Regions from separate parts of the Homo sapiens genome. Here all the other regions are linked to region 3. Evidence: chromatin contacts called from ENCODE Hi-C or POLR2A ChIA-PET data. All regions are on one chromosome and are shown on one strand. The core of a region is the stretch at or near the end of the contact, and the rest is flanking DNA. Distances in the headings are between cores, read along the strand shown.

Region 1 (3,639 bases), core at 1,099-3,598, 1.4 Mb after region 3:
ACACACAGGGACACAATGATTTATTTTAAAGAAAATTTTGTTGATTCTTAAAATCCACAAAATATATAAAGGGTAATTATATGATGGCTGACATAATGCTCTGTCTTCCAAAATTTTGCTGATGTGTGTGTTTATGTGTGTGTTTTAAGAAATTTTTCTAGATATACATTTTTACTTGCTCATTCACAGTACATCATGAATTTATTATCTGGAGGAAAACAAGTCTCACCAAACTGCTTTCCTAATCATGGCACTGTTTCTAATTTTGCTTTAAAATTTTCCCAATCAAATCAAAGTTTTAAGGTATAGAATCATTTGATAACTAGACCAGATAATAACAGTTTGAACCACAGTCTGAACCACAGCTTTATACTTTAAAATGTTGCACAGGAAATAAACATGATTTTTTTTTCCTATAATGTTGATTTGCCTTAATTACCTAGGAACTTACAAGGATGATTTATTAAAAAAAGGCACCGATTGATAAAAGTATTTAGATTTAGACACACAGAATTTAAACACAGACACCCCAAACAGAGGAAAATAGTTACGTCTACTGGATTCAAGATTATTTTTAAATGTCCCCTCCCTTTAAATTTTCAGGATTTTATTCTCTTAAATTTTGAGAAGCAGCTGCAACATGCATAATAGACTGACGGCCTACTGGCGTACTCCTTAATGAAAAGCTCACAAGCAATAAATTACATAACCAAGAAAAAAAAAAAGTAGGTAGCAGAAGGGAAAAACAGAAGCCTGGAAGATCAAAATTGGACAAGAAGAACCTGAATAACCTTAAGCTGGCTATATGCTGGCACTAACTCTGGAAAAGGCTGCTTAAGAGCAGTGTCTAAGCTTTGGCAATCTAATAATGCTAACTAGTGCACTCCGAGACACTGAGGAAGAATTAAAGCTTCGGCAAATCACATGGAAAGCTAGTTGTTTTTTTTTTTTAAGTGCTCATTTACAATTTAATAGAGACATCTCCAGATTTAGGATCAGGTGGCATTTTAAGCACAAAATTGGATAACAGTGGGGGGAAAACGAAAAACTGAATTTAAATTGAGAAATAATGCATTAAACATTTTTAAATATAAAGAAGTTTTCATAATTTATTCAAAATCTACTTAAAACAAAAGTGTTCACTTTTCAACCCTATCACTGTCTGAAATTTCCACAAAATCCACATTAAGTTTTAAGACCTGTGTGTAACCAGGGGATAAGATATTATGACTAAAATTTTTTCATTTATAATATTTATAGAAATAGTTTATATAGAGAATAAAATATAGTTATTTTTATCATAACACATCCATACTTGAAGACACAAGAGAATTTGGGCTATATGATAAATTTGGAAACCTCGTTTCTAAAACCTTGTCACTCTAGATTATACAAATTAATTTTTGTTTAGCACTAAGAGCTAGATGAAAAGGATGTATTCCAAAATGATCCAAGTAGAATCTGTTTTGAAATATTTAAAATACCACTTGTACTTGAAATAAAACAATTTTCTTACCACATCAAAAGACAAAGGCAACTCCTCCAATTATGTCATTTTTATATATAAATGAAACCTAGCACTTTTGCAGAAAACCACTCAGAACTATGTACATTTAAGACACTTATTTCATTCACACCAATACCATGTAAATACTCAGATGTATTAATGTATGTATGGAAAGTGAAGGAGATAGGTTGCAAAAGTTGTAAATGCCTTTTCATTTCCTTCATTTATGTCATCCTAAGTAACATGACCTATATTTGTATAATTAATAGCCATGAGGCTTATTGCCACTTAGGTCTTTTTATTTTTAATAATAATTTTTTTAAAAAGGTATTCCTTTTCATACAACAGTAAGGAAGCAAGCATCTATTTGGCTTACTGACATGTACTATGAAAATGTGAAATATGAAAATTTGTCATATGCAGTGTGGAAGATGGCAAGCTTTCAGCGACAGTCTGTGGAGTGACAGTTCTGAAATAATCGGCGTCTCTGTATTCAGTCAGTCCATCTGAGGGTGTACAGTGATGAACATTTGATGCCCTTGAAAATATCCCTACAGTCTGATGTTTAAGTACCCCTCCATTCATTACTGAGGATATCCATTTCTGAAACTAAGGGAGTATTAGAGAAAAGAATGTTTGTATTCAGTGAGGGCTGAAAGAAATATAAGATCTAGAAACTCCTCAGAAAATGTCTCAATAAACATTTGCCATCAGGCAACTAACCCAGACCCCTGGCTGCTGCATATCAGAAATCTTTCATCTACTCTAAATTTACACACCAGTTCCCTTGGGTGGAAGGCGTCTTCCTGGCGAAAGACCAGAAGGCTCACAGTTCCTTCCATCTTGGTGCTTCTCAACAGCGAAACAACTTCCTCTTGGGATTTGCCCACTAAATCTACTCCATTTACCTAAAACAAAACAAAAGTTTTCAGCTGTAATCCTGTGGAAACAACAGGAAAACACACACACACACACACACACACACACACACACACACACACTCTAGGACTAGCCATATCTGCTATGGAACATAACTCATTTCATGCACAATTCTGCCATGATCTGGGAACCACTAAGGTTTTGTGACTAATAAAGAAACTAAGACCAGATATCTAGAAGAGAGGAAGTGGTCAATCTTTTAGTGTTCATCATTAAACCCAAAGTGACAATCACCAGGGCATTGACAAGTACCAAGCAATAAATATTTCAAAAATGTCAAGTTAACACAAAACTTACTGGCTTAGAACAGAGATATTTTGATAGCCTTGTGCATCATAGGTTTTCTTACACCAAAATAAAAAGGTGTTGCTCTTATAAAGGGTAATAAAAACACACCAAAAATATTTTGGTACAGTATTTTCACTTTAAATGAAATTTTACTGATAAATATAAATAAAACACTTTACCTCTAAAAGGTAAACATTAAAGAAACTACAAAACAATATTTTTTAGCAGGGAAGCAATATTTCAGCTGAAATTTTTTCAATGTTATGAGAGAATTCAAGCAGGAAAAAAATTTAAAACAACTTGTTCTTAGGGAATCTTTTATCTAACAGGAAGTATAACATCATTATCAGAAAGCACTATATACTCCACAGAAATGAGAGCATATGTTTCCTTTAAAAGGTATTCTACATTTTTCTTTTTAGACAAAAAAGACATTTTGTCCAAGGCAAATAAGTTTATAACTTAAATTACAGTATCAAAATTTTCCTGTAGTTAAAATATATTTCAGAACATTTCCCCTTCTGAAAAAAATCAACCTCATATACCTCAAGGTACTACTATTAAGGAATTGCAGACAGAAGGACTGAATTCAAGTTCCAGTGGAGACTCTTACAAAATAAAACAAGCTACGACTGCACACATGGGCTAATATACCACTCAATTTATACCCCAAGGACAAGCGGCCTTTTCAGGAAGCAGAACCCTAAACATAATTTGTACTCAAACAAAAGAAAGTGAAAAAAAATCTAGACAATTAAGTCACTTGATCCTTTTTTCTTTGTATGATTCTAATTATCTAGACACTCAGAGAAAATGCACGTAAGTATCAATATTGTATAGCTACAACTGTAGATACTAGAAGGTTGGGCTTAAAGCATGCAAAAATGAAGTTTCCATTTTAAGAC
Region 2 (3,233 bases), core at 214-2,713, 1.9 Mb before region 3:
ATTTCTGACTCACATCTCATCCAGGCTAGGGGACCAATGCGAATCTCCTAATAACAATAGCACACTTAGCCTTTCATTTGCACTCTCGTGATCTCATTTGATCCTGGAAAAACCAACAAACAGATAAACCATCGGCTCTCATTTTAGATAAGAAAAACAAAGTTCCAAGTTTGCGTGACTTGTCCTTGGACACGAAGCTAGTTAACGAATAGAACAAAAATTAGAAGCCCTGCTTTCTGATTCAAAGGCTCTTCCTACCTGGATGAAAAGATATCACACTCCTGAAATGAATTTACAGAAATGTGAACTCTCGAGCTCCTGTATAAATACACCCTGAAGTGTGCACAGTATTCTTCCCTTCAAAGTTCCTGAAGACTACTAGTCCCGGAGTTTGAGAGGCATTATAGTCTAGTAATAACTAATCGATAATGTAGTACCCCTTGACCAAAATATTCAAGCAGTCAGATACGATGATTGGATATTCCAAATCGATACAGCAATCCTTAAAACTCAGTGAGTCTGTGTTGTCTATAATGTGCTAGTTCCAGCACACTGAAAGCTTCCTCTGCAAAACCCAGACAACGGGGGCATTGTAATTGCCAAGAGTACCGTGCTAACGATACCTGTTATTTCTTGGGATCCCCATTCTATCAAGTTTAGTGACAACAGTTCGATCACCCAACAGGCTCCAGTGTGGTATAGAATCAGATGGAGGGAAGGTTGTCGGGGGGAGGCAAAACAGTGAAAAAGTTCCCCTTCTACAAGATTCCTGGTCAAATAGCCAGTGGCTACCACATTCCTCAGAATAACCAAGTGTCTGTGTATAAGCTTTCTCCTAGCAAATTTACACACTTGTGTTATCTCACGTGTTCCTAGTGCTGTGGGAACAACCATTAGGGAGGCCAGAGGCTGCTGTACCTCCCTTTTACACAAAAAAGAAAACTGAGGCAGCAACTGGTTATCTTATAAATGTGTCCACGATGACTTGGTCACTTGTGGGATCCCAACGGCCAGGACATAGGATTCCTATTCTCTGAGAGGAAGCTTCCATCCCCTACTTAACATGTCAAACTCCAAGGCTGAGAGGGGGAAGAAAAGGAATCTAAGTCCCTTTATCACGGAAGAAAAAAAGGGACTCTCCATTTGGACTTTCCGCCCCTTCTAAGGCCTCGCTCCCAGGCTCGGAGACGCGCCCCGCCCCAGGGGAAAAGGTGCTGGCCCGGCCCCACGGGGCGCGGCCTCGCCTCCCGCACCCCAGGTCCCTACCGCCCAGCAGGGCGCGCTGCCACTCTGAGCAGACACCTGTCCCTTCGCCACAATCGGCGACTCCCCAAGGAACTGACGCCCCCAGAGCCACCACCACCGCCGGGACTGCCAGCTGCCAGCGGGCCCCGCAAGCCCTAGGAGCTGCAGGAATCCTCGTAAACTTACAGTTTTCCTACAGCGTGCGCGTCACAGCGGGGTGACGTCACGGGCCCAGCAGTCGGGGAGGTCAAGCCACGGGGCGCGGGCCGCTGGGCCCCCAGGCTCCGCCCTCGCCCCGCCCCGGCGCCGCGGCGGGAGACACGCCCCCGAGCTCCACGCCCTCGAGCTCCACGCACCTCCCCGTAGCAGACACCCCGCGCAGGCGCAGACGGCCTCTGCGCCCGCATGCCTGTGGGCTTCGCCGACCGGGGCGCCTGCGGCGGCGACTGCTCTACCAAAGCCTCACTCAAAGCCTGAAGTCGGGGTTAGAGGAGGAGGAGGGGCCGACAAAAGGGGACGGAGACCTTCAGAAATACTGTAAACAAGCTGTCGCCCTGGGGGCTGGAGTAAGACGCCTGGGTTGTGAGGTAGTTTTTCCACAGACATTGCCCGCCTTCCTCACGTGTTCGTTAAAAGTTCTCCACGTGTGGAAACAGCCATTTGCTCTCCATCAGGTGCTGGCGGGTCCTCAGCCCTGAAAAGACAGCTCTCCCAGGGTCCCTCGCTCCTCCCCGGCTCGACGCGGCTCCCGCTAGACTCCGCCCAGACCCCGAGCAGTCCCCGCCCATCTCTTGACTATGCCCCTCCCACGCCCACTTAGGCCTTGCCCCTGGGTCCCGCCCTTCCGGCTCCCGCCCCTGGCTCCCGGCTCCCGCGGGCCCCCACCTGCCCTTCTTGCCCTGGCGCCGCCTCCAGCCCAGCCCGTTTCTTGCAGATTTTAGCTTCTCCCTTGCCTGCCGCCTTTCCCGTTTCGGCTCGGTGAAGCTACCTATGGGTTGCTGTTCATTTAACAAACGGTGATCCGGATAAACATGTTCACTTCTTCGCCTGGGCAAACTTTCCAGCCCCCGACCCACTCATGTCACGATACCTTCCCGTGTCCAAGTCCGGCTCTCTGCTCCCCACTTTTTTTTTTTTTTTTTTTTGAGACAGAGTGTTTCTCTGTCTCCCAGGCTGGAGTGCAGTGGCGCGATCTCAACTCACAGTACCCCCTGCCTCCCGGGTTCAAACGATTTTCTTGCCTCAGCCTCCTGAGTAGCTGGGATTACAGGCGCGCGCCACCACAGCCGGCTAATTTTTATGTTTTAGTAGAGACAGGGTTTCACCATGTTGGCCAGGATGGTCTCCATCTCTTGACCTCGTGATCCGCCCGCCTCGGCCTCTCAAGGTGCTGGGATTACAGGTGTGAGCCGCCGCGCCCGGCCTCTTTGCTCTTTTATACTCTCAGAAGCAATGAGTTCTGGTTAAAAAAAAGGGCTCGATAGACGGAAAAAATGAAGGCTTAAAGAACTGACAACAAAATATTAACATTTGGCTTGTGGAATTCTTACACTCTCGTAAGCAGAAAAAACAAATGTTATGGCAAAAAAGTGTCTCAGACAAATCCGTCTTGGGGGGAAAAAAATTAAAAGAATGAGAAAAACAGACTTCGGAATAAATAGACCCAAAGGAGGAAGTATTGAAAATGGCAAGATTCACTTTTACAAACTTATTTGGAACCACGGCAGATGGCCAGGGCAGGGATTTTGCAAGGCAGCTCCAGTTGTAAGTAAAACCTGAAACAATGGTTTATTTCCACTCTCATTGAAAGTGCTGTCTTATTTTTACAGGAAAGAGTGATGATGGGAATATTAGGCTTTAATTCGAGATCTGAGCTGGTTAAAAATAAAAACGTTTATTATTCCAGAAAAATCTACGTCAGTGTTTTTAAATGTTCTGATTTGAAAAAATATTTGTATATTTTATCTGAATATTAGTTATTATCAAAT
Region 3 (3,361 bases), core at 353-2,852:
AGCCTCGGAGGTTGAGGCTGCAGTGAGCTGTGATGGCTCTTCTGCACTCCAGCCTGGGCAACAGAGACCCTGTCTCAAAACAAAACGAAATAACCTAGTAATTCTACCCACCTAAGTTAACCATGTGGCATGTTGGCCCAAAGAAACCTTACCAATGATGTTACCAATTATCTTCCGAGATATTTTTAACATCTTTTTACTATAAAAGAAGGGCTGAAAAGGAGTCAATACTCATTGAGCATCTACTCTCAAGCTAAGTTTTTTACATTTTGCATTTGATTTTCAGAACTATAGTTAGGAAGGTTACTTGTGGTTTAAACGCGGACTCTGGAACTAGACCCCATGCCTTCTCCAGGAGCTCCTGATGACCACAGGCAACTTACTTTTGCTCCCTGTGCCTCAGTTTCTTCACTCGGAAAATGGGAATCGAAACAGTACCAATCTCATTAGAGCGGTTCCAGAATTAAATAATACATGTAAAATGCCTAGAGCTAAACTTGGCCCTCACTGTCATTATTATAAAAATGAATTATTAATGTAGATATTACTGTTCCTATTTCACAGATGAGGAAACGGAAGCTTAGAGAATGCAACTTACTAATGATCATACCAATGAGTGCAAAGTTTTGGACTCAAAAGCACGAATTTGATTAAATAAAAGTTACTTAGAGAGTAGGAGTCTCATAAATCCAATTTATGAAGCCTAAGAAATGACACGCGGTAAAATGATACTAGACACAGGCCGGGCTCTCAGGCTCGCGGACCGGGTCTGAGCACAAGCTGGCCATGGCCATGCGTCCTGGTCCCGGGGTGCCCGGCAGGGACCGGCGACTCTTGACGTTTATAAACACGGGGAAGTGGACTGCACTGCCGCCACCGCACCCCCGGTCCCCAGCGGCTCCACTAAGCCAACTTCTACCCGGCTCCCGCCGCCCCCGCCCGCGGCGCTGGCCCCAGGGCCGCCTCCTGGCAGCCGGAGGAGACCAGTCCCCGTCGCGGGCGCCGACGGCTGGCTCGACGCTGCTCCAAGGACAGCAGCTCGCGAGGGAGCGAGAGACAAAGGCACCGGACCCGTCCAGGGGAGCGCCGAGTCCCAAACGCCGAGCCCCGGGTGGCCTCGCTGGCTCCCACCTGCGCTTGCCCAGCCCGGCGGGAGACCGCAGGTGTCAGGGGCCGTTCGGGCCCGGTCCCCCGCAGCTCCGGCAGCCCCGACGTGACAGCGCCCAGGCCGGCGACCCTCACGTTCGGAACGCGGCTGGGCTGGCTCTGCGCCCGGGGGCTGCCAGCGCCGGGGACCCGAGGCGGGTGGCGGCGTGCGGACTTCCTCCTGGACTAGCCTGGAATCCTGCCCCAGCCCCCAACCGCTGGCGGCCGCCCCCGCCCCCGCCCCCGCCCCCACCCCCACGCCCGGCACAAAGGTCCCGGCGCGGCCCGGCCGGCGGCTTTAAGTGCTGCCGCGCACAGGAGACCGGAGGCCGCGGCCCGCGCTCCCACACCCGAGGCCCGCCGGCCCCTACCTTTTCCGCGCGGCGTCCGGGGCCCGGCGCGGTGGGCTCGGGCCTGCTGTTCCGCGACTCCCGCTGGGCCTCTCCCGCGGGCTGGCGGGGCCTCCCGGGTGTCGGGCGCGGCGGGTGGCGGCGGCTCCTCCTCCTCAGGGGCGGGAGGAGGGGACTCGGCGGCCCAGAGCCGCCCCCCGGCAGGAAACCAGCCGCGGCCCCGCCTCCTCTGCGCGTCTGATCCCGCTCCCGAGGCCGCCGCCGCCCTCTCCCTCCGGAAACGCATTCCTCTCCCGCCGCGTCAGCCCGGCCCGGGGCTAGGAGGAGGCGGAGGATGGGGCAGGAAGTGCGACCGGGACAAAGGAACCGGCTGCGCGGGAGCGCGCCTGAGGGAGGCCGCGGGGGGCAGGGCCGGGACTGCGTTGAGACAGTCGCCGTGCCTCAGTTTCCTCCTCTGCGAAGGGCGGGAGGAGTCGGACGCGCCCTAGAGCCCCGCGCGTTCCTGGTGTAGCCTGCTGGGCCCGTGTTCTTTAAGTTCCTCTTCCTCGGAGCCGCGCGTTCGACCCTCGCTCCCGTTTGTCCACTGATGTCCCGTTTCGAGCCCGGGAGATCCTGCATCTCGGAAGCCCCCTGAGTCCCGAGGCAAATCGGGACCGTGAGCCCCCCTACCCTGCAGGGCTCCATGGGGCCAAAAACCACGTGGTCCTTCTGGAAGGGAACTGGCTAAGCCAGGACTGCTTTTCTGGAGTGATAATGTGCTTGCCTGTGTCTAAGAGAAAGGTGAAGAATTGGGAAACCCATGGGTGTCACGAAGGGTGGTGAGACTGGGGAACGTTTTAGAAAACCTGGTGAGTTGCGTCCTGCTTTTGATAGATTTATCTGGAGGTACCTTTATGGGGAACAGGGATGAGAAGGAAAAGTTTCTTCCTAAGGAGTACAGTTTCTGTTTCACCTCTTAAAAAAAAAAAATTTGGAGATTGGGGCTGGAAACAACGTTTGAAAGAGAAGGAAACATTCATTATGAGAATGGCTGAACGCATGTCGATTCGATGATTGAAGTCTGTACCAGCCAAAATCATACTGAAACCCAGTAATTTAGTATATGCTACTGGCAAGCTGCTATCCTGGTAGCAGAAAATGCTGTGGGTTCCGCTTGGTGAGCTGCAGCACCCTGTTGGGAAAAGAGCTCAAAAATTACCAGATTTATGAAATAGAAGTGTTTCTCTTGCAGGAGATTAGGGACTGGAATGCCCATTTGGCTGCTGCCAATCAATATAAGAGAAAATGAAGCGATCACATCTAAGAAAATTTGCTCATTACTTACCAGCAAAATCAAAACTTGATTAGCCAATCTGAAGACCTCTAGGAAATGAGCACTATTTTTCCCACTTAATGGATGTTCAAGCTTAAGAGGCTAAATGATGTTCCTATATTAATATCTCAATGGTCAAACTGCCATTAGAACTCAACATTCTTGAATTTTAAAGGTATCGGTTTTACCATTGTTCAGAATTCATCAGAATTGGCCCAGTCTCAGCACAGAAAACTGTATAGTTCAAAAGCATAATTGGTCCGTGCCTGATTTGCACTACAATTTCCAGAATTTTTTTCCCTGTACGTGACTGGTGGAGGCACTAGCTAGTCTTTGCTACAAGAACATTATGAGATTTACATATGCACAACTCTAAACTAAATTAGTTCCTCCAGGACAATTTACTGAGCTTTTTAACACCACCGTCAAGCACTGTTGCAAGGACAGATAATAGGGGCTCAGATAATATCTGATAAATGAATAAATGGGTCCTTTTGCTCTCCCAGGACTGGGCTAGAGCACTTGACTAAACTGATGTGTGAGGTAGCAATTT
Region 4 (3,625 bases), core at 1,000-3,499, 1.6 Mb before region 3:
GTACTCCACTAGGTGTTGAGGACATAGAAATAAGAAAAAAAAGTTACCTGAAAAGGTACTTGTCCACAGTTTGGCCCAAACTAACTAAACCAGAAACCACTAAAGTAAGGAAGAAAATGACTTCTGTTTGTCTCTTCACTTCATCTCTCTATGAGGTGAGGATGAACACTGAAGGAAGCTTAGCAGGGAGGTACAGGCCAGAAAGAGAACATGAGAAAATGCTATTTGTAATACCTCCTAAGTTTAAGAGTAGGTAAAATGTGTGATAGAGCTGGAAAGTTTTTTTTTCCTTTCTGGTCAGAAATCAGGGTAGCTGTAAAAATGTTGGTGGGGTGGGGTCAATTCCATAGTCTATGACCTGATTCGGTAGGCGACTGAAAAACATTGTACAACTCTTAAAAAAAGGGAGGAAGAACTCACACTTAACCAAGCAAAGCAAGGACACCGTGTTGACATACACAAGTTTCGGTTAACATGGTATCAAGGAAAGCGAGGACTGCCTGTACTTAAAATGATCATTAAGACTAATGATTCTAGTTTTGGCATTGAGGATGAATGCAGATATATAGACATAATGTATAGCAAAGAATATTTACAGTCACATTTCATGGACCAATAAATAACGCATTTACTTCTCAAAATGCCCAAGAAAATGTGGGAGAGAAAATGTTCATTTATATTCAAGATTAAACTTTCTAACTTTAAATCATCAGACTTCAGCTGTAAATTTATTTCAGTTGAAAGGTTTGAAGACATTATTAATGAATATTCTAAAATTCCGGAAGGTGTTTAAAAGATAATTTTAACCTAATAAAAAAATCCTGCCATAGAAGTGACAAAAATTATAAGCATAAATTTATTGAGCACCTACTATGTGTCATTGTGCTAGGTGATGTACTACGTTATTTCCAATACTCCGGTCACGTTTCAGTTTTCTCAATTTCTCTATCAATAACTGCTACATTGTTAATTTATAACTATATTACTTGAAATACAGCTCAGCTTATTTATTCCATAAAGTTGGTCCCAAAGACGTTTCCTTATTCGAAGGAGGTGGGAAGCAGGAAGGAAACCTAAATCTAAATTCTACTTAATACTGAAGACGACTTTCTTGATATTTGTGGTTATCTGTATGGTCTTTTCAGAAATCCCAAAACTTGTACCAAGTCAAGGATAAAATAAGATAAAATCAGCAATCTATCAGGTTCAGAGATCACATCTGTCAGCCGATGCTTCTTGCCTTAAGGTCCTGCACGGCGATGACCGCTCATTTAGGAAGGAATTCATGGCCTGTGGATACCTTAGCTCTGAGTCCTGCCACCTAGGATCCCACGGTTCTACGCGAGGAAGAGGGCGGGGAGCGCGGACCGGGTGTGGGAGGCCGAGGTGACAGCAGGTGAGGGCCGGGTGCGGATGGGGAAGTGAGACAAGCACCGTGTGGGTATTACTCATTCCGCTCTACTAAGGAGGCTGCTGGCAAGCGGAACTTCTAGCCTCTCTTTCAATCCAGCTGAAGTTCAATCTCATTGAAGTCACTTCCCATCCCGGTTCGCTTGGGGGGAAACCAGGCGTCCCTGGAAGGGAAGGGAAGGGAGTCCGGGCTGCGCGGGTCAGGTAGCCTCTCTCCGGTCGCCGCGTGTCCTCGCCGTCCCCAAACCTGCCCTTCCCCTCATCAAGGGAACTCCCCGGGGAGTCCAGACCGCGATCCCTTTCCTTGGCCCCGGGGTGCGGGGGGCGGACACGCGAGGCGTGGGACTGATGGTAGCCCTGCCTCCAGGAAGCAGGCAGGCGGGGACCTCTGGGCGCTCGGAGGGGCAGCTCCGAGGGCACAGGGTACAGGGAGAATCAGCCAGATCCCTCCCTGCCCCGGGCAGCCGCGGCGGGTGTGGCCAGCGCGGAGGCAGGACGCCGCCGAGCCTCCAACTTTACCTTTCCAACTCCGACAGCCCGTCGCCTTTCTGACCGCGTCCCTACGGTTTCCCGGCATCCGCCTCCCTCTCCCCACCACACCTGAGGAAAACTTTTCCCTCGCCCCTCAATTCAAATTCAGCAGTGCCCACGGTTGCCGCAAACCGCCCGGTCCCTAGCAACAAGGTTCCGGCCGTAGAGCGAGAGCCTCTAGGTGTAAGGAAGGTGATGTCGTAAAGCCGGGAGTGTCGTAAACCAGGTGCGGTGGGGAGGGGGGAGGGGTGGAGGCGGAGGGGTGGGGGGGAAGGGGGAGGGAGGGGGAGGAGGTGACTCGAGCATTTAGACACAAGCGAGAGGATCATGGCGGATGGCCCCAGGTGTAAGCGCAGAAAGCAGGCGAACCCGCGGCGCAATAACGGTGAGTGGCGGAGGGGACCGGGGAGCGGCGGAGTCAGGGGGAGCTGGGCAGCCGGGGCGCCCCCGGGGGTGAGGGGGGCGAGCCGGGCTGGGGGCAGCCGGGGCAGGGACGGCAAAGTGGAGTGGGAAAGTAGAAAGTAGTGCTCTCTGCCCCCCTCCGCTGCCGCCGCTGCCGGAGCCGCGCCGCGGCCGCTCGCTCTCCCTGAACCGTTATGTCTCTTACCTGGTCTCTCTCCGCCTAGCGGCTCCCGCCGCCCCTGCCGCCTCCCTGGACCGTTAGCCGGCGCCGACGCCGCCGCATCCCCGGCGCAGGGCGGGCGGCCGGGACGCACTGGCCACTTTTCTGGTCCCGGGTGGAGCGGCTGTTGCTTCTTTCCGCACTTTTCCCCACTCTTGTGCCCTTCGGCGCCTCCCTCTCCCCCTCCTCCTGGCCCCCTCAGCGCGATTCTCCCTCAGCGCCCAGGCCCCCGGGAGCCGCGGAACAAACTTGTGCCCGGCGCTGACCGTGCAAAGTGGCTTCCGCGCGCCGCGGCCCCGGCCGGCGCCGTCGCTGTCGCTCGGGCCCCGCGACTCGGGCCGGGCTGTGGGCGCGCGGCAGGCGGGCTGCGGCGGCGGCGGGACGGGGCGGCCGCGGGTTGCGTGGGGTTTGTGCGCGCGTGTGCGCGGGCGCCGGCTGTGCGCGCCGCGGGCGGACAGGGTTCGGCCGGCGGCGGTAAAGTTGGGACCCGCGGGCCGGGCGCGCTCGCGTAACGGGGATTAGAGGCGCGGGGGCGCGGGTCCCTAAGCGCCCCTCCTCCCTGGCGCCTCCCGCTGCCCGGCCCAGAGCCCCGGCCTGGGGACTCCGCGGCGAGCCCCGCGAGTGGGGTCCACGTTTGGCGGGGCGCGGCGGGGCGGCGCGGGGAACAAGGCAGGAAAGGTACCCACTTAACGCCGCCGGGAGCCGCGCGGATGGGGGCGAGCTGGGCGGCGGGTGTGTTTGCGGAGTTGTTACCTGGGCTTAGAGACCGGGAAGCACCACAGACAGATCCCCCTCCCGGGGCAGACGAGGTCTCTGCGCCGGGATGGGCCGGTGTGCGTGCGCCTCGCGCTTTTCTCTTTCGGTTTTTGGGGAAGTTGTTACCTGGGCCGGACGCACGGAGCGCTGAAGCCGGATAATGGGGCTTGGATGGCGCTCTGGGTCTCGGGTGGAAGGAGGGTGGGGGAGGGGGCGGACGGACCGACGGACGCGCGGGGCTGCTACTTGCACCGCAGCTGCAGTGTTTATTGATTTGTGCTGCTGTGCCAAGGGAAACACACACCC
Region 5 (3,703 bases), core at 861-3,360, 1.6 Mb after region 3:
AAAGCCATTGCTTAGACATCTAAAATCAGTTATGTCTTTCAATACCAGTCCAAGAAAGAGAAACAGAAACTCAAACACTGACCACATTAGTGTTTATGGTGAAACACAACTCTGATTAGACAATTAACATCCAGGCTGCCTAAAACTAAAAGCAAGCTTCATAAACAAACCACTAATAAGCTGTTGCTTCTTCTTTGGAAAGAGAAGGTTATTTATAAATTGCTGCCACCTAAAAACTGACCTGATTCAGTACTGTCAGACAGCGAAGTACACTTAGGCAAGTGGCAAATGACAAGGGAAAAAAATCACCTCACAAAGTGTGACACTTCATCCTAAGTGTAATAAATGAACAAAACAGAATATTGCACAAGACTGTGAATTGTTTAGCCGAGATCCGCCACTGCACTCCAGCCTGGGTGACAAGAGCGAGACTCCGTCTCAAAAATAAATAAATAAATAAAATGTAATCTTTATAGTTTCCCACTCATAAAAAGTAATACTGAAGAAAAACCTCTGAATTCGGTAAGTTAGGGTTCCTAGCATCAAATATTCCATGTGAGATCTTAAAAACAACAGGAACATCAAGAAATCAGAGCACCTAGCACGTATGACCACTCTGGGAGACACTGGCTCAACTGCCTCTGTCCCTAATGCAAATTTACCAGCTGAAATCCTTCAGAGATACATTCGCTGATAAACAGGCTACAATAGGTGTAGAAAGATGTGGGTAATGACTGACTAGATTGCAACCTGTCTGAATCATAGAAATTGAAAGAAAATAAGCTTTGCCAAGACACAGAAGCCAAGATTTCAAGCACTTTGGGACATGCAGTTCCACTGCTGGGATGTTTATTCAGAGGTGGCTGTAAGTTTCACTTCACTCTTTCAAGTATGTGCTCGGGGGCTGCACACCAACCGAGGGAGTGAAAAGAAAAATCAGATCAATCTTGCATGAAGCACTTGGTGAGGAGTGGAGGCCAGACGAGCTGGGCAGAAAGAATGAAGTACAGGAAGAGTCACCGGGACAGGAGCCTTCTAGGAAGAAGAGGCTGCAGAAACGCAGGGGTGAGGCGCCGCTCCGGCAGGGCACCAATGATCCAAGTAGGAGATCATGCTGAGTTTCTTCTCCTTCTCATTGTGAGAAAGCAAACACACAGTTTCTTCTAGACCTGGAACACCAACCGTGACTTGCAAACACAATGACACAGATTCATGATGCCTTGTCCACAATTCCAAAATCAAATGACTCTCAAAATGAAAAATTTTTCATAAGTTTGTTAGAAGTACATTTGGTGGCAAAAGCAACTCTGAACCAATCCAAGATTATTTGTAGTATTTATTTACTTGGTGAATATTCACATTTTGCTACAGAAATACCAAAATTTTGACTACAGGGTCCTGCCTCAGACATCACAGGAGGTGTTACATCTTATGACACATATTCCATATTACCTGCCTAAAATCTGAACAACTCAGTATTCTAACATCCAGCCATAATGATTTTAGGTAAAGTATTGTGGTGCTCCCAGATGCTGGAGCCAGTGAAGACTAGCTCATGAGGACTCTTAAGTTTTCAGGAATTTTGCAAGCCAGTTATTACCACCTTCATCATTTAAAAATTAAGATATATAAACTTACAGTTAAATAAATTAAAAAGCAGAGTAATAAATAAGTAAAACTCAGCCAGGCGCAGTGGCTCACGCCTGTATTTCCAGCACTTTGGGAAGCCAAGGCGGGCAGATCACCTAAGGTCAGGAGTTTGAGACCAACATGGCAAAACCCCCTCTCTACTAAAAATACAAAAATTAGCCAGGTGTGGTGGCGGGCACCTGTAATCCCAGCTACTCTGAAGGCTTAGGCAGGGAGAATCGCTTGAACCTGGGAGGCAGAGGTTGCAGTGAGCCGAGATCACGACACTGCACTCCAGTTTCGGTGACACAGCGAGACTCCGTCTCAAAAAGAAAGTAAAACTTCCTATCATCTGTGTTGCATTTTACTACTCTGTGTGGCCTTGGATTGTCCTAGGTCTGCTGTATCTACACAGTGGAAACACTATGTAAAAGTGTATGATGGTGTGTTTTCCAACTCCACACTCAGGGACATCCCATTGGCTTCCTGAAATAGGCCAGGGCGGGAGTGTGTACACCAAAGAAATTGGCAAACACTACAAATCAGTCCCCACTCCTTCAGCCTCAGCTGAGAGTGGTTGTGAAACATTTTACTAACACACTGTCACTTTAAGCTCTCTTGAAACCATACGCGACTACCTTCCAGATCTTCCTATTTCAAAAAGGAGTTCTAGAAAACCACACCAAGTGTGCAGGGCGGAATGGGGAGTCAGAGTCCCTGGAACAGAAGCCTCAGGAGCCACCGTGTCCTTTCCCAGGGTCGTGGCCCTCAGCTGCAGGCAGCTCTAAGGCTTCTTCATGCTGCCTGCCTCCTGCTTCCCAGGACATTCAATTACAGGTTATGCTGTCAAACAACAGCACGCATTAGAGCAGGATTGCTCTGCTGCATCCCCAGGACCTAGAACAGTGTCTTGCACATAGTAGGTACAGAGTAAATATCTATTCAGGGAATGAACAAATCCTCCAAAGCTCCCTGTGGTTCACAACACACTATATTAAAAAAAAAAAAAATGCCAAACATAGTATCTGCTATACCTCGTGTTCTAGCATGAGAATTCATGGAAGGAAGGAAGGTGGATGGCGGGGAGACTACTCCAGTATAAATACAAAGATATAAGTATACAATGTTTCCTTTACTTGGCCAGGCATTGTGGCTCACACCTGTAATCCCAGGACTTAGGGAGGCTGAGCTGCCCGCTCAGCAGATGGCTTGGGCCCGGGAGACAGGAGACCAGTCTGGACAATACAGCAAGATACTGTCTCTACAAAAACAAACAAACAAACAAAAATAGAAATATTAGCCAGGCGTGGTGGCCATTTGCCTGTAGTCTCAACTAGTCGAAAGACTGAGGTGGGAAGATCACCTGAGCCTGGGAAGCTCGAGGCTACAGTGAGCCATGACCATGCCACTGTGTTCCAGACTGGGCAACAGAGTGAGATCCTGTCTCGGAGGGGACCGGGGGTGTAATCTTTTTACTTTCTGATTTAAATAAGTTATTTTTATTGAGTCTGGAATCTATTACTTGCAATATTGTTTCCATGAGAAAATAAAGTTCCAAGTAACAGATTTTACAATGAAGTTTTAGAACAATGACCCATTTCTGAATTGGAGACATCAAGCTTAAGTATATAGTCACCATAGCAACTTTTTCAAGATCCAGCATCCTTAATTTAAGATATAAGTAAAATTTTAAAGCAAAAACAAAAAGCCATTCAAAAAATTAAATAATAAAAATATTCCATAAAGCCATACCATGAAATGCAATATAGAAAATTGTGACTGATTTTTAGAAGACAAAGCCACGTTTCTTTTCCTATCTTTTTAATGAGGCACATGGAGGATGGTTTATTTATTCCCTAGGGAGAAACCTTCATCCTGTACATAAATGCAGTATAACTGATATTTCACACATGGTATTTGTATAAGAAACACAAATGCAAAGAGAAGGGAAGAACTTCCAGTGTGCTTAAGAACTGAGAACTATAAATGTTTCCTTTAGAGAAATGAAAATTTAAATCTCTCGAATCTGCAGTATGAGACACATAAAGCCATCTGCCCCAAGATACAATCTATA

What was found. A loop is a pair of places that touch in the nucleus more often than their neighbours do. ChIA-PET counts read pairs that join two places held with the same protein, here RNA polymerase II (POLR2A). Pooled maps may share reads with other maps.
Region 1: a loop to region 3 is called in a pooled map, with 5 times the contacts of the local background. The contact joins the enhancer-like site here to the promoter of ITGB1 in region 3. A Hi-C loop is called at or near these places in 2 of 37 single-sample maps with no recorded cell type and 4 of 50 pooled maps.
Region 2: a loop to region 3 is called in a map of CD8-positive, alpha-beta T cell, with 15 times the contacts of the local background. The contact joins the promoter of ZNF438 here to the promoter of ITGB1 in region 3. A Hi-C loop is called at or near these places in 1 of 168 maps with a recorded cell type or tissue (CD8-positive, alpha-beta T cell), 2 of 37 single-sample maps with no recorded cell type and 10 of 50 pooled maps. POLR2A ChIA-PET finds 5 or more read pairs at or near these places in 1 of 52 experiments (PC-9).
Region 4: a loop to region 3 is called in a map of naive thymus-derived CD4-positive, alpha-beta T cell, with 7 times the contacts of the local background. The contact joins the promoter of ZEB1 here to the promoter of ITGB1 in region 3. A Hi-C loop is called at or near these places in 1 of 168 maps with a recorded cell type or tissue (naive thymus-derived CD4-positive, alpha-beta T cell), 1 of 37 single-sample maps with no recorded cell type and 7 of 50 pooled maps.
Region 5: a loop to region 3 is called in a pooled map, with 5 times the contacts of the local background. The contact joins the enhancer-like site here to the promoter of ITGB1 in region 3. A Hi-C loop is called at or near these places in 2 of 37 single-sample maps with no recorded cell type and 3 of 50 pooled maps.

The regions. Positions count from the first base shown.
Region 1 is chr10:34,372,588-34,376,226 of GRCh38, forward strand. It overlaps PARD3 (par-3 family cell polarity regulator), which reads right to left. Exons shown (of 25, transcript NM_001184785.2): 11 at 2,287-2,415. Among named protein-coding and RNA genes, the nearest start is that of PARD3, 440 kb to the right of the region's middle. Within about 2 kb of position 2,349, at least 2 of the 41 ENCODE cell types and tissues checked have a DNase peak (open chromatin) inside an H3K27ac peak, as active enhancers do.
Region 2 is chr10:31,030,402-31,033,634 of GRCh38, forward strand. ZNF438 (zinc finger protein 438) reads right to left here and starts at 1,464. Exons shown (of 7, transcript NM_001143768.2): 1 at 1,432-1,464. LOC105376481 (a long non-coding RNA gene) reads left to right here and starts at 2,107. Exons shown (of 3, transcript XR_001747410.3): 1 at 2,107-3,233. RefSeq lists a silencer at 1,126-1,685.
Region 3 is chr10:32,956,628-32,959,988 of GRCh38, forward strand. ITGB1 (integrin subunit beta 1) reads right to left here and starts at 1,603. Exons shown (of 16, transcript NM_002211.4): 1 at 1,518-1,603. RefSeq lists silencers at 301-462, 856-1,305, 1,376-1,955 and an enhancer at 2,126-2,175.
Region 4 is chr10:31,316,967-31,320,591 of GRCh38, forward strand. It overlaps ZEB1 (zinc finger E-box binding homeobox 1), which reads left to right and starts at 2,250. Exons shown (of 9, transcript NM_001174096.2): 1 at 2,250-2,326. The coding sequence starts at 2,269. ZEB1-AS1 (ZEB1 antisense RNA 1) reads right to left here and starts at 2,129. Exons shown (of 3, transcript NR_148979.1): 1 at 1,930-2,129. RefSeq lists silencers at 1,445-1,504, 2,245-2,694, 2,735-2,824.
Region 5 is chr10:34,537,706-34,541,408 of GRCh38, forward strand. The region is part of intron 2 of PARD3 (par-3 family cell polarity regulator); the gene reads right to left. Among named protein-coding and RNA genes, the nearest start is that of PARD3, 280 kb to the right of the region's middle. RefSeq lists an enhancer at 2,175-2,464. Within about 2 kb of position 2,111, at least 8 of the 41 ENCODE cell types and tissues checked have a DNase peak (open chromatin) inside an H3K27ac peak, as active enhancers do.